Linked DNA regions of Homo sapiens: region 2 is linked to region 1. A link is a contact called in ENCODE Hi-C data. All regions are on one chromosome and are shown on one strand. The core of a region is the stretch at or near the end of the contact, and the rest is flanking DNA. Distances in the headings are between cores, read along the strand shown. Region 1 holds the start of CCNB1 (cyclin B1). Region 2 overlaps MRPS27 (mitochondrial ribosomal protein S27).

Region 1 (6,191 bases), core at 1,206-3,705:
ATCACGAGGTCAGGAGATCGAGACCATCCTGGCTAACATGGTGAAACCTCGTCTGTACTAAAAATACAAAAAATTAGCCAGGCCTGGTGGCGGGCGCCTATAGTCCCAGCTACTTGGGAGGCTGAGGCAGGAGAATGGCGTGAACCCGGGAGGCGGAGCTTGCAGTGAGCCTAGATGGCGCCACCGCACTCCAGCCTGGGCAACAAAGCAAGACTCCGTCTCAAAAAACAAACAAACAAACGAAAAACAAAAACAACTTACGTCCACTCAAAAATCTGCACACAGATGTTAGTAGCAGTTATATTCATACCAAAACTTGGACGCAATCAAGATGTCACTTAGTAGGTGACTGAATAAATAAACTAGTACATCCAGACAATGCAATATTATTCAGGGCTAAAATAAAATGAGATCCCAACCCATGAAAAAAACATGGAAGAACCTTAAATGCATATTTGAGTAAAAGAAACCATTCTGACCGCCAGGTGCAGTGGCTCACGCCTTCAATACCAGCACTTTGGGAGGTTGAGGCGGGTGGACATTATACGTCATTATATATTTGTCAAAACCCGTAGAAGACACAACACCTAGAGTGAACCTTAATGTAAACTATGGACTTTGGGTAATACTGTGGTGTCAATGTAGGTTAACAGATTATAATTAAAGTACAACTTTAATGTGGGGTGTCAATAGTGGGGAAGGCAGGTGAAATGCTCTATACTTTCTGCTAAGTTTTGCTGCGAACCTAAAACTGCTCTAAAAAATAAAGCATATAAAAGGAAAAATTTGGCCGGGCGTGGTGGCTCACGCCTGTAATCGCAGCACTTTGGGAGGCCGAGGCGGGCGGATCACCAAGTCAGGAGATCGAGACCATCCTGGCTAACATGGTGAAACCCCGTCTCTACCAAAAATACAAAAAATTAGCCGGCCGTTGTGGCGGGCGCCTGCCGTCCCAGCTACTCGGGAGGCTGAGGCAGGAGAATGGAGTGAACCCTGGAGGTGGAGGTTGCAGTGAGTCGAGATCGCACCACTGCACTCCAGCCTGGGCGACAGATCGAGACTCCGTCTCAAAAAAAAGTAAAAAAAAAAATTTTTAAACTGGAACACAGAGGATAAGTAATCCTGCTTCGCCCCTTGCCTCTCGCCCCTGCATGGGGCGAGGAAGGATTGATCAAACCCAGAAAGACTGAGTGAGAATGGATGTTGAACACAGAACTGAAGGATGAATGGGAGTTACCTGAATAGAACCCAGGGGCTTGAATGCAAGAAGAGGCGGGCATTCCAGGCAGAGGAGAGCAAGGGTAAGGGCCCCACGGGAGGCATTCGAGTAGGAGGGTGAACTATGATGACAGAAGACTCAATAACGATCCAAAGAAACCAAATGATTGGGCGCCTTCTTTCGGATCCGTGACTTCCAGCGCCAGGAGTCTCTATTGGCTCTTATACCGTTGCTCTATGGGATAGCAATGTTTTTGTCCTTCAGCCTCCCCTCCAATTGCTGAGCTGCTGGTGTGTTTTGAGGAGTAGAAGGCAAAAAGAACCCTCTTGTTTTTCTTTGGATCTAGAGAGAATCTGAGCAAATGACAAAGCAAATGGGGTAAAATGTCTTTTTGTTTAGTTTTTCCTGATTTTCCCATGAGAGGCAAATACATGTTAAGGATAGTTGAATCTGAGTAAAGGGCATAGAAATATTCCTTACAAGATTTTTGTTGGCAACTGGTCTAAGTATGAAATTATTTCCAAATAGAAAGCTAAAACAAACAAAACAATTGGCCTTGGGAAACTGGACAATCTTGAAGTAATCAAGTAATATTGTTAAGGGACAATCAGTGTTGTGAAAACAACACGGATACACCCCCTCCCTCCCCCTCAAAAAAAAAAACCCTAAATTCAGTTCCCCCGTTGCTAATGTGTGACCCTGGCAAAGTCATCTAAGTCGCTGAGCTTCAGTTCCTCCAACCCAGAGAGTTGTTGCAACGATCAAATGAAAGAATGTCTATTAAAGCCTTTCATGAACTATATTATTGCTGCTACCGTAGAAATGGAAAGTGTGCAACACTAGATCCAAAACTACTTTTGACACTTCTGAGACTGTGGCCGCGCCTCTGTCACCTTCCAAAGGCCACTAGGCCTTTCCTGAGCTGGCATTGGCAACGCACACTCTTGCCCGGCTAACCTTTCCAGGTGGGCGGCGCACTGGCTTCACTGCTCTCCAGGTGGCCGCTGCAGCTGCCCGAGAGCGCAGGCGCAGAGGCAGACCACGTGAGAGCCTGGCCAGGCCTTCCGGCCTAGCCTCACTGTGGCCCCGCCCCTCTCGAACGCCTTCGCGCGATCGCCCTGGAAACGCATTCTCTGCGACCGGCAGCCGCCAATGGGAAGGGAGTGAGTGCCACGAACAGGCCAATAAGGAGGGAGCAGTGCGGGGTTTAAATCTGAGGCTAGGCTGGCTCTTCTCGGCGTGCTGCGGCGGAACGGCTGTTGGTTTCTGCTGGGTGTAGGTCCTTGGCTGGTCGGGCCTCCGGTGTTCTGCTTCTCCCCGCTGAGCTGCTGCCTGGTGAAGAGGAAGCCATGGCGCTCCGAGTCACCAGGGTGAGCCGCTTCGGACTGCGAACTAACGCGGCCTTCTTAGCTGCTGCCTGCTCTCCCTGCCTCGCCTGCGGGAGCCTCCCGAGCGGGAGAGGGCCGCAGGAGCGATTTGGGGAGGAAGGTGGGAGGGGACTCACCAAGAGAGCGCCGAGGTGGGCCCAGGCCTGGTGAGAGAGTGTGGGGGACGATGGATGGAGGGAGGAAGGTGAGAAAGAGAACTGGACGGATATTGGATAAATGTTTTGGGGAGGTGGAGAGTCGACTGGGAACCTTTTGAAAAAGTGATAGAGGGTCCCTGAGTGGGCCCGCCAGCAACTCTGTAACCCCCTTCCCAGAGAGAAGGTGTCTGCAATTGGAGGCTTTTTCGGTTTCCTTTCAAATGTAAATTCTCGGTATTTTAGGGCTGGCCAGGACTAATCAGGGAATCCCTCAATTGGTAAATGTAGAGGTCGGCGGAAACTGACTTGTCACGGCCGCAGAGTAGACTCTGGGACCCATGTTTTCCCTCGGAACCCATTTTTAGTCGGCTTTCTTTCTGGGAACTTCTCCTTGTGCCCCACCTTAATTAACCCTTGACTTACTCGAGCCTTCGTGGATCAGCTCTTAAAGTGGTCTTGCTTCTTTCAGAACTCGAAAATTAATGCTGAAAATAAGGCGAAGATCAACATGGCAGGCGCAAAGCGCGTTCCTACGGCCCCTGCTGCAACCTCCAAGCCCGGACTGAGGCCAAGAACAGCTCTTGGGGACATTGGTAACAAAGTCAGTGAACAACTGCAGGCCAAAATGCCTATGAAGAAGGTAACTCTCTTCCTGACCTAACTTCTGTAAGAGCCCGCCTTCCAACTGTGGCCTTTGATGCAGAAACATTTCATTCTCTCTGTTTCATCTACAGGAAGCAAAACCTTCAGCTACTGGAAAAGTCATTGATAAAAAACTACCAAAACCTCTTGAAAAGGTACCTATGCTGGTGCCAGTGCCAGTGTCTGAGCCAGTGCCAGAGCCAGAACCTGAGCCAGAACCTGAGCCTGTTAAAGAAGAAAAACTTTCGCCTGAGCCTATTTTGGTAAACTTATTCTTACCATTGTAGAGTCTGTTGATTATTTCTTGTCCCTTATTTCACTGATACATGCAAGAGCATTCAAATGAATAGTAATATTAATACCATTTATTGAGTGCTTAGCATGAGGCAAGCTCTGCCTAACATTTTACATGCATTAACTCACATAATCTTTACACGTACTCTCTGAGGTATTGTCACCTCTACTATTTAAATCATGGCTTTAGAGAGGTTATGTCAGGGTCACACAGGTAAGTGGCCCATATGGGATTCAAGCTCAGGCTGTCTGGCTTCAGAATCTATGCTTTTAATTGTCAACTGTCTTATATTCCTTCGTTAATGATATTAAGTAGTAGCTGTCTGAGCCAAAGGCTTTGTTATCCAACTACAAGCCATCTCTGCAGAATTTATTGGCGTAAACATAGAATGTTCTCTTGAATTTTTTTACTGCTGCATATGGCTACTAAATAATAAGCCTGTAACATTGGAATATGCAAAGGAGTAAAACAGGAAGAAGGCAACTTTTCAGGGAGTGGTTAAGAAGATGAATTAACACTTAGCCTCAAAAATAATAACTTTTTATTAAATATAAGGTATGTAAATGTATTCTATGATAGACCTACCTGTGAAGGAAAGGTAGGTCATGTAGAGGAGGCTGCTTTGATGAAATTGCAATGAACTGTATTCTGAAGCTCTGTTTTTTTAAACTTAGTTAAAACCAGTTGGGAAAATTATCTGAAAAAAACTTGTTGAGACAGAGTCTGGCTCTGTTGCCCAGGCTGGAGTGCAGTGGCGTGATCTTGGCTCACTGCAACCTCTGCCTCCCAGGTTCAAGCAATTTTCCTGCCTCAGCCTCCCTAGTAGCTGGGATTACAGACGCACGCCACCACGCCCAGCTAATTTTCATATTTTTAGTATAGATGGGGTTTCACCATGTTAGTGTACTCCTGACCTCATGATCCGCCCGCCTCGGCCTCCGAAAGTGCTGGGATTACAGGCGTTAGCCACGGCGCCCAGCCAGTTCAGCTTCTTATATCTAAGGATAAGAGATTGAAAGCTATTGCTTTAGTGTTGAATTTCTGGGCATAGCACATGAAATATGTAGCCAGCACAGTCTTTGGGCATATCAAACTACGTGAGGCTTTCTTGGAAGGCCCATACTGATTCTTACCTTTGCTTTCCCACTTAGTAAGAATGCCTTCCCCACCCTGTCTTTCATTTAGCTAATAACCTTTTCATCCTTGAAAACAGCTCAAGCATCAACTCCTGAAGCTTTCCCAAACTTCCCCCATCTCCACCCCCTGTTCCTAGAATCAGTCTTTTTTTTCCCTTTGAGACAGAGTCTCACTCTGTTGCCCAGACTGGAGTGCAGTGGTGCCATCTTGGCTCACCACAACCTCTGCCTCCCGAGTTCAGTGATTCTCCTGCTTCAGCCTCCCAAGTAGCTGGGGCTACAGGCACATGCCACCATGCTTGGCTAATTTTTGTATTTTTAGTAGAGACGGGGTTTCACTATGTTGGCCAGGCTGGTCTCGAACTCTTGATCTCGTGATCCACCCGCCTCAGCCTCCCAAAGTGCTGGGATTACAGGTGTGAGCCACCATGCCCAGCCTTAGTCTTATTTTTGTTTATTTTTTTTTTCCCAAGACAGAGTCTTGCTCTGTCACCCAGGCTGGAGCACAATGGCACGATCTTGGCTCACTGCAACCTCTACCTCCTGGGTTCAAGCAATTCTCTTGCCTCAGCCTCCTGAGTAGCTGGGATTACAGGTGCCAGCCACCACACCCAGCTAATTTTTTTATTATTTTTTTATTTTTTTATTTTTAGTAGAGATGGAGTTTCACGATGTTGGCCAGGCTGGTCTCGAACTCCTGACCTCGTGATCTGCCTGCCTCGGCCTTCCAAAGTGCTGGGATTACAAGCGTGAGCCACCATGCCCGACCTTATTTCTTTACTTTGTCTACTAAATTCAGAGTCCTTTGAGGATGCCATGAAGTCAATGCCTTGTAGAGTTTGACTTCAAGAAGGTGCTCAATAAATGTTTGAACAATGGGATAAAGGGAGCTTGAAGGAAATGGTTAATGGCGATGAAGTTAGTTAATCCTTAGTAGTCAGGATAGAATTTGTGTTGAGTAGTGAGAAGCAGTTTATATTATGAAATAAAGACTAAAGACTGAATTGTCATTTATTTGGACTAACTTCACATGTTGCTGATAAAAATTAATTACTTCTCAGTTTCCTTTGCAGCAAAGTCTAGAATGTGAATTTATTTGCTTCCAACTTTAAACTGACTCACTCTAAGTTGGCATTTCACTGTTTTTTTTTTTGCCCAGGCTGGAGTAGAATGGCGCAATCATAGCTCACTGTATCCTCAAACTCCTGGGCTCAAGTGATCCTCCTGCCTGGGCCTCCTGAGTAGTTAGGACTGTAGGCAGCTGCCTTCATGCCCAGCTAATTTTTTGTAGAGATGAGTTATTGCTATATTGCCCAGGCTAGTCTGGAACTCATGGTCTCAAAGGATCCTCCCACCTCAGCCACCCAAAGTACT
Region 2 (5,985 bases), core at 191-2,690, 3.1 Mb after region 1:
GGCACATAGCAACCAATTGTATTATACGAGGCTTTATTTGAATCCTGATTCAACCAAATCATAAAAAAAAAAATTTGAGAGTATCAGGGATACCTGAGCCAGGAGCGGTGGCTCACGCCTGTAATCCCAGCACTTGGGGAGGCCGAGGTGGGCGGATCACGAGGTCACGAGTTCGAGACCAGCATGACCAAAAAGGCAAGACCCCATCTCTGCTAAAAATACAAAAATTAGCCGGGCATGGTGGCGGGCGCCTGTAATCCCAGCTTCTCGGGAGGCTGAGGCAGGAGAATCGCTTGAACCTGGGAGGAGGAGGTTTAAGCGAGCTGAGATCGTGCCATTGCACTCCAACCTGGGCGACAAGAGCAAGGCTCTAAGAAAATAAAATAAAATAAGAAAGAGAGTATCAGGGATATCTGAACACTAACTGGATATTTCGTGATATTTACAACCCTATTAATATTTTAGGTGTGATAATGGTATTGAAAAGCACCCTTGTCTTTTGGAGATCTGTATCAAAATATTTACGGATGAAATGACTTACTGCCTGGGATCTCCTTCAAAATTATCCAAAGCATCGGGATGGGGAAACAGTAATAAAGATAAAATAAAGACTAAGAGCTGATAATTGTTGAAGCCAGGTGATGGGTAAAGGGGGCTCCTTATACCAAGGTGTCTACACCTTCAAATGTTAAAACACTAAAAAAAAAAAATCTGTGGCGTTAGAAGTCAGGATACCGGTTACCTTTGGAGAGACTAAGTGGGGGCCGCAATAAGGGCTTCTGGAGCGGTAGGAATGCTCTTGCTTCCTACACAGGTTTACTCGCTTTGTGGTAATTCATCAATGTCTATATTACGACTTGCACACTTTTCAGTATGTATATTATACTCCAATAAAAAAGTATTTTAAAGAAGAAATCGACTACTTTAATGTAGGCGGAAGATCCTATGGTAGAATCTCAGGTACTACAGCAATCACTGAGAAAGCTTTTTGGGCGGAAAGGAAAGTGAGGCTCTCGCCCGGTTTCCTCCTCTCCACGGTGGAACTGGCAGCGGCCCTGGCTGGCTGCTGAGAGCGCGGAACGGGGCGGCGTTCTGACGTTCGCGCCGGGGCCCTCTGGACGCACCGCGGGCGCAGGTCCTAGACAGCTGCATTGGCGTCCACCGCGGCCCCGGCGCTGGGAAACTGCCCTCACGCTAGGGCCCTCCCCGAGGAGCTCTCTGGCACAATCAGCCACGAGGACGAAGAGAGGGGGCACCGGAACCGCAAGCCCACTCCGAGAGGCCAGAACCTCTCTCTCGCCGTACTCCCCGGCAGGGCACGGCTCAGGGGAGACGGCGCTCTGGCACATGAAGCCCACACCCACACGCCGCAGTGTCCCTTGCTGCCTCGATCTCCAATGGGGATGGGAGCGGCGAAAGCCTCATATCGGCCCTCCTCCGTCCCCCAATCAGCGAGCCCGCTTTGAGCACCTCACGGCCCTCCGGCTGGCGGCGCCCAATCACAGCGCTCCACATGCTGGGCGCGGCCCTGCGCGCGCACGCTACCCGACAGCCCCGCGCCCACTCGCCGCGTTCCACCCGCGGGGCGGCGGATTCCCGCAGGGGCCACACTGCCACCTACTGTCCCATCTCCAGAGCTGGAGCCACGGGCGCTCTCCCTACCATGCGGCCTCCCTGCTAAGTGCCAGTAGCTCAACCCAAACGCTCAAATAAAAATGAGGGAAAACAAGTAGTGTCGTCGAGTAAAACCGAAAACAATGTCCATTTTGAAAAAAGCGGCAATAATTACCTTCCAGTACACAGTAGGAAAAAGTCTCAAAAGCTTTCTTTGTTCCAAGCAGTGTGAGTTCCAAAACATTATTTCACCTCACACGTTTTATAGAGGGCTAAAAACAAGGGGCTTAGGGACTCCTCAGTGCACATATTTCTGAAGCACCTGCATGTCAGACGGAGAGGCAGGCATTACCATCATCTCTAATTTATAGGCACAGAAACCGAGTGTGACAGCTGAAAGCCGCAGAACTGGGACTGACACCCAGAAGTCGGCCTCCCAAGTGCAGACTTCAGCACATCATACACAAGGAAGGCACAAAGTGCTGAAAGAATATAGGGCAGGAAACATCGATTCTGACTGGAGAGATTCAGGATATACAAAGATATTCTAGGCAGAGGGGACAGCTGTCTCGGTGGCAGGAAAAATTCAGTAAATGGTGGCTAGTACTGCTTTTCCAAGAAAACTAGTCTTAACTGAGGAAAGGGAACAAATGTCTCTATGTGATATTTACTCATTGCAGACTTTTTTTTTTTTGAGACAGAGTCAGCTCTGTCGCCCAGGCTGTAGTGCAGCGGCGTGATCTCTGGCTCACTGCAACCTCTGCCTCCCGGGTTCGAGCGATTCTCCTGCTTCAGCCTCCATTGTAGCTGGGATTACAGGTGTGCGCCACCACGCCCGGCTATTTTGTAATTTTAGTAGAGGCGGGGTTTCACCATGTTGTCCAGGCTGGTCTTGAACTCCTGACTTGATCTGCCTACCTCAGCCTCCCAAAGTGCTGGGATTATAGGCGTGTGCCACTGCGTGCTGCCCCGCTGCAGATTATTATACTCATTATTTGGCAAACAGTTACTGCTTACTCAGGTATCCATGACAATGTTCCCTGGATTTGTGTGACTGACTATACCCAACACCAAGACACCAAACCTAGTGGCCTCATTTCCTAATCTTCCCTACATACCTAGGAAAGTGTTAATAAGCTTTCCTGGAATTCGTCATTCCCTTATCTGTACTTCACTGCACTTTGCTTATAATTCACATATGGCACATCCGAACACGCCTTGCTGTATAACTATGAGTCCATACTGGTCTGATCACTAGAACAGTATAGTATTGGCCCTACAGAGCATTTTAGGATATGTGGAAGTTGGTCTTGATTGTCACAATGACTGAAAGGCATTACTGGCACTTAATGGACAGAAAACAGGGAATTCAGATGACCTGCAATGCTGAGACTGTCCCGTACATCAAAACACTGTCTCTAGTGGGAGCCAGGGCTGTCAGTATGGAAGACGGGAGATACAAATATGGACTGGAGCAAGGCAAGAAGAATCCCATAGGGATGAACTTGGGATTGGTGTGAACTCATTATCTGCAAAATATATATAGTATATGTATATGCATATGTGTACATGTATGTTTATGTGTATGTGCATTCATTTTTTTTCCAGAACTGTTCACTGAATGGGCCAAGAAGCAAAAATTTCACAGTAGCAAAAGGACACCTAGCACCTAGATCTTGGTTTCTAATGCCATTCCTCACCAAAAGTAACCAGAGCTCCTTGGAGAAATGGTTGATTCCAGGGCTAGGCCAGGAAGGGTACACAGTGAGCCTGAAACACCTTGTTATATGAGAGAAAGTAAGTTATCAAAAAAGAGGGGGGTGGGGGAAAATGGAAGCCAGCTTGAAAGGGCTTCTATCAGCCAAGTCTGGGATATTTAGACCACCAAAATAATTGAGAAGGGTAATGAATCATTTAAAAAATTCACAAATTGATGATTTAAACATAATGCATGATAATAAACAGATAAATGAGAAAGAAATGAGAGAAAAGGAAGAGTTCTTGCTTATAGTAGAATACTGAGTGTTAGCTAGTAAATCTGGAGAAATTTTCAGAGTTGGAAAATCATTACTTTGCAACCATTATAGTAAAGATTGATTCAGGCTAAAGCCATGAATGGATGCCAAATCTAAGAGCAAACTTTTGATAAACAACATATTTGCATTACATTAAAGTCTCTCTCCGAGAATAGCCTATTAATCAGAAGGGAGAAAAACAGTAACTCTGCAGTGGAGAAATCAGACACAGTTGACTAGGTGATCAAAACTGACATCACCAGTGAAGGCATATGATATCAGGTATGTCCACATGTGATACCCTGGCAGGGGCACAACATCACTGAGAGTATTCTGGCTGGGGAAGCATAACAATGAGAAAATAGCAGAAAAATCCAAGAAAGAGGAATATTCTATTTAAAAAAAGAGATTGGGTTCTTTAAAAATATATAGGACAATGTCATAAGAAACAAAGAAAGGATAAGGAACTATGATTCTAGACAGCATCCTGTACTGGAAGAGGAAAAATGCTATGAGAGACCCTATTATTGGGTCAATTCCCAAAACTGGGATATGAATAGTAAAGTATTATATTAATGTCAAAATTTCCGAAGTTGGTAACTGTGCTATGATTATACAATAGAATGTCCTTATCTCAGGTAATGTACATTGAAGTATTCAGGATAAAGAGCTATAATATATGAAACAAACTCCCAAATGATTAAAGAAAGTGTGTATACAGGGGGAAGGAGGAGAGAGAAAGCAAAAACAAATGAATCAAAATGGTAACGACAGGTGAACATGAGTAAAAGTAGCGCTGTGGTTTAAATATTTGTCTCCTCTGAAACTCATGTTGAAATTTAATCCCCAGTGTAACAGTTTTGAGAGGCCAGTGGATCATAAGGGCTCTCCTCTGATGAATGAATTAATCCATTCATGGACTAATGGGTTAATGGATTGATGGGTTATCACGGAAGTGGGACTGGTGGCTTCATAAGAGGAAGAGAGACCTGAGCTAGCATGCTCAGCCCCCTCGCCATGTGATGCTCTGAGCCACCTCAGGACTCTGAATAGTCCTCACCAGCAGGAAGGCTCTCACCAGATGCCACCCCTCAACGCTGGCCTTCTCAGACTCTCTAACTGTAAGAAATAAATTCGTTTTCTTGATAAATGATCCAGTTTCAGGTATTGTTATAAACAACAGAAAACAAACTAAGACAGATATAGAGGAGTTCTTTGCAGTTTTTATAAGTTTAAAATTATTTCCCGCTGGGCGCGGTGGCTCAAGCCTGTAATCCCAGCACTTTGGGAGGCTGAGGTGGGCAGATCACCTGACACCAGGAGTTCAAGACCAGCCTGGCCAATAGGCAAAACCCTGTCTCTATTAAAAATGCAAACATTAGCTGGGCGTGGTGGCGTGCGGCTGTAACCCCAGCTACTCAGGAGGTGGAGGCAGGAGAATCGCTTGAACCCAGGAGGCGGAGGTTGCAGTGAGCCGAGATGACGCCACTGCATTCCAGCCTGGGCGATAGATAGTACAGACTCTGTCTCAACAACAATGACAATAACAACAACAAAATTATTTCCAAATTAAAAGATTAAAAAAATTTGCCATGTCATTTGTGACATAATTATACCATCAAAAACAACCTGTTTATCATTAATGGAACTAACTCCATTTTTCATATAAGCAAAGTTTTTTTAATGGAAAATAAGGTGAATTTTGCAACTCTATATTGAGGGAAGACATACCTTTGAATCAATCAGAACTTTACCAAGAGTTGTTCATTCTATAAATAAAATTATGTCATTATGATAGCGCCACTCCTGGTATTTGAATTTGCCAGTATACCGCATCTCTACCCATCTACACTTCTTCCATGTCTATAATTATTCCACATTTATATGCAATATTTACCTGCTTCATTGTTTCTTACTGTAGTTTTGCCTGGACATTTGTTTACAAATTGAAATACATATTGTTTAAGTTACTTCCCCTTTGTTTCTCCTCTGTATCGTGGCGAAGGAATCATACTGATTTTTTTTTTTTTTTTTGAGATGGAGTCTTGCTCTGTTGCCCAGGCTAGAGTGTAGTGGCAAGATCTCGGCTCACTGCAACCTCTGCCTCCCGGGTTCAAGCGATTCTCCTGCCTCAGCCTCCGGAGTAGCTGGGATTACAGATGCCTGCCACTGCGCCCGGCTAATTTTTGTATTTTTTAACAGACGGGGTTTCATCATCTTGGCCAGGTTGGTCTCAAACTCCTGACCTCATGATCCACCAGCCTCAGCCTCCCAAAGTGCTGGGATTACAGGTGTGAGCCACCACACCCAGCCATATACTGGTTTTTAAAACAGTAAGTATAGATAGATTATATTA

What was found. Hi-C counts contacts between places; a loop is a spot of excess contacts on that map. Pooled maps may share reads with other maps.
Region 2: a pooled map shows a loop between it and region 1 (3-fold over the local background). The contact joins the enhancer-like site here to the promoter of CCNB1 in region 1. A Hi-C loop is called at or near these places in 3 of 50 pooled maps.

Annotation. Positions count from the first base shown.
Region 1 is chr5:69,164,695-69,170,885 of GRCh38, forward strand. It overlaps CCNB1 (cyclin B1), which reads left to right and starts at 2,456. Exons shown (of 9, transcript NM_031966.4): 1 at 2,456-2,589; 2 at 3,214-3,384; 3 at 3,479-3,649. The coding sequence starts at 2,569. RefSeq lists enhancers at 2,136-3,101, 2,482-2,711.
Region 2 is chr5:72,306,976-72,312,960 of GRCh38, forward strand. All of the region lies in intron 2 of MRPS27 (mitochondrial ribosomal protein S27), which reads right to left. Among named protein-coding and RNA genes, the nearest start is that of MRPS27, 10 kb to the right of the region's middle. RefSeq lists enhancers at 1,137-1,386, 5,032-5,532 and a silencer at 1,437-1,726. Within about 2 kb of position 1,441, at least 40 of the 41 ENCODE cell types and tissues checked have a DNase peak (open chromatin) inside an H3K27ac peak, as active enhancers do.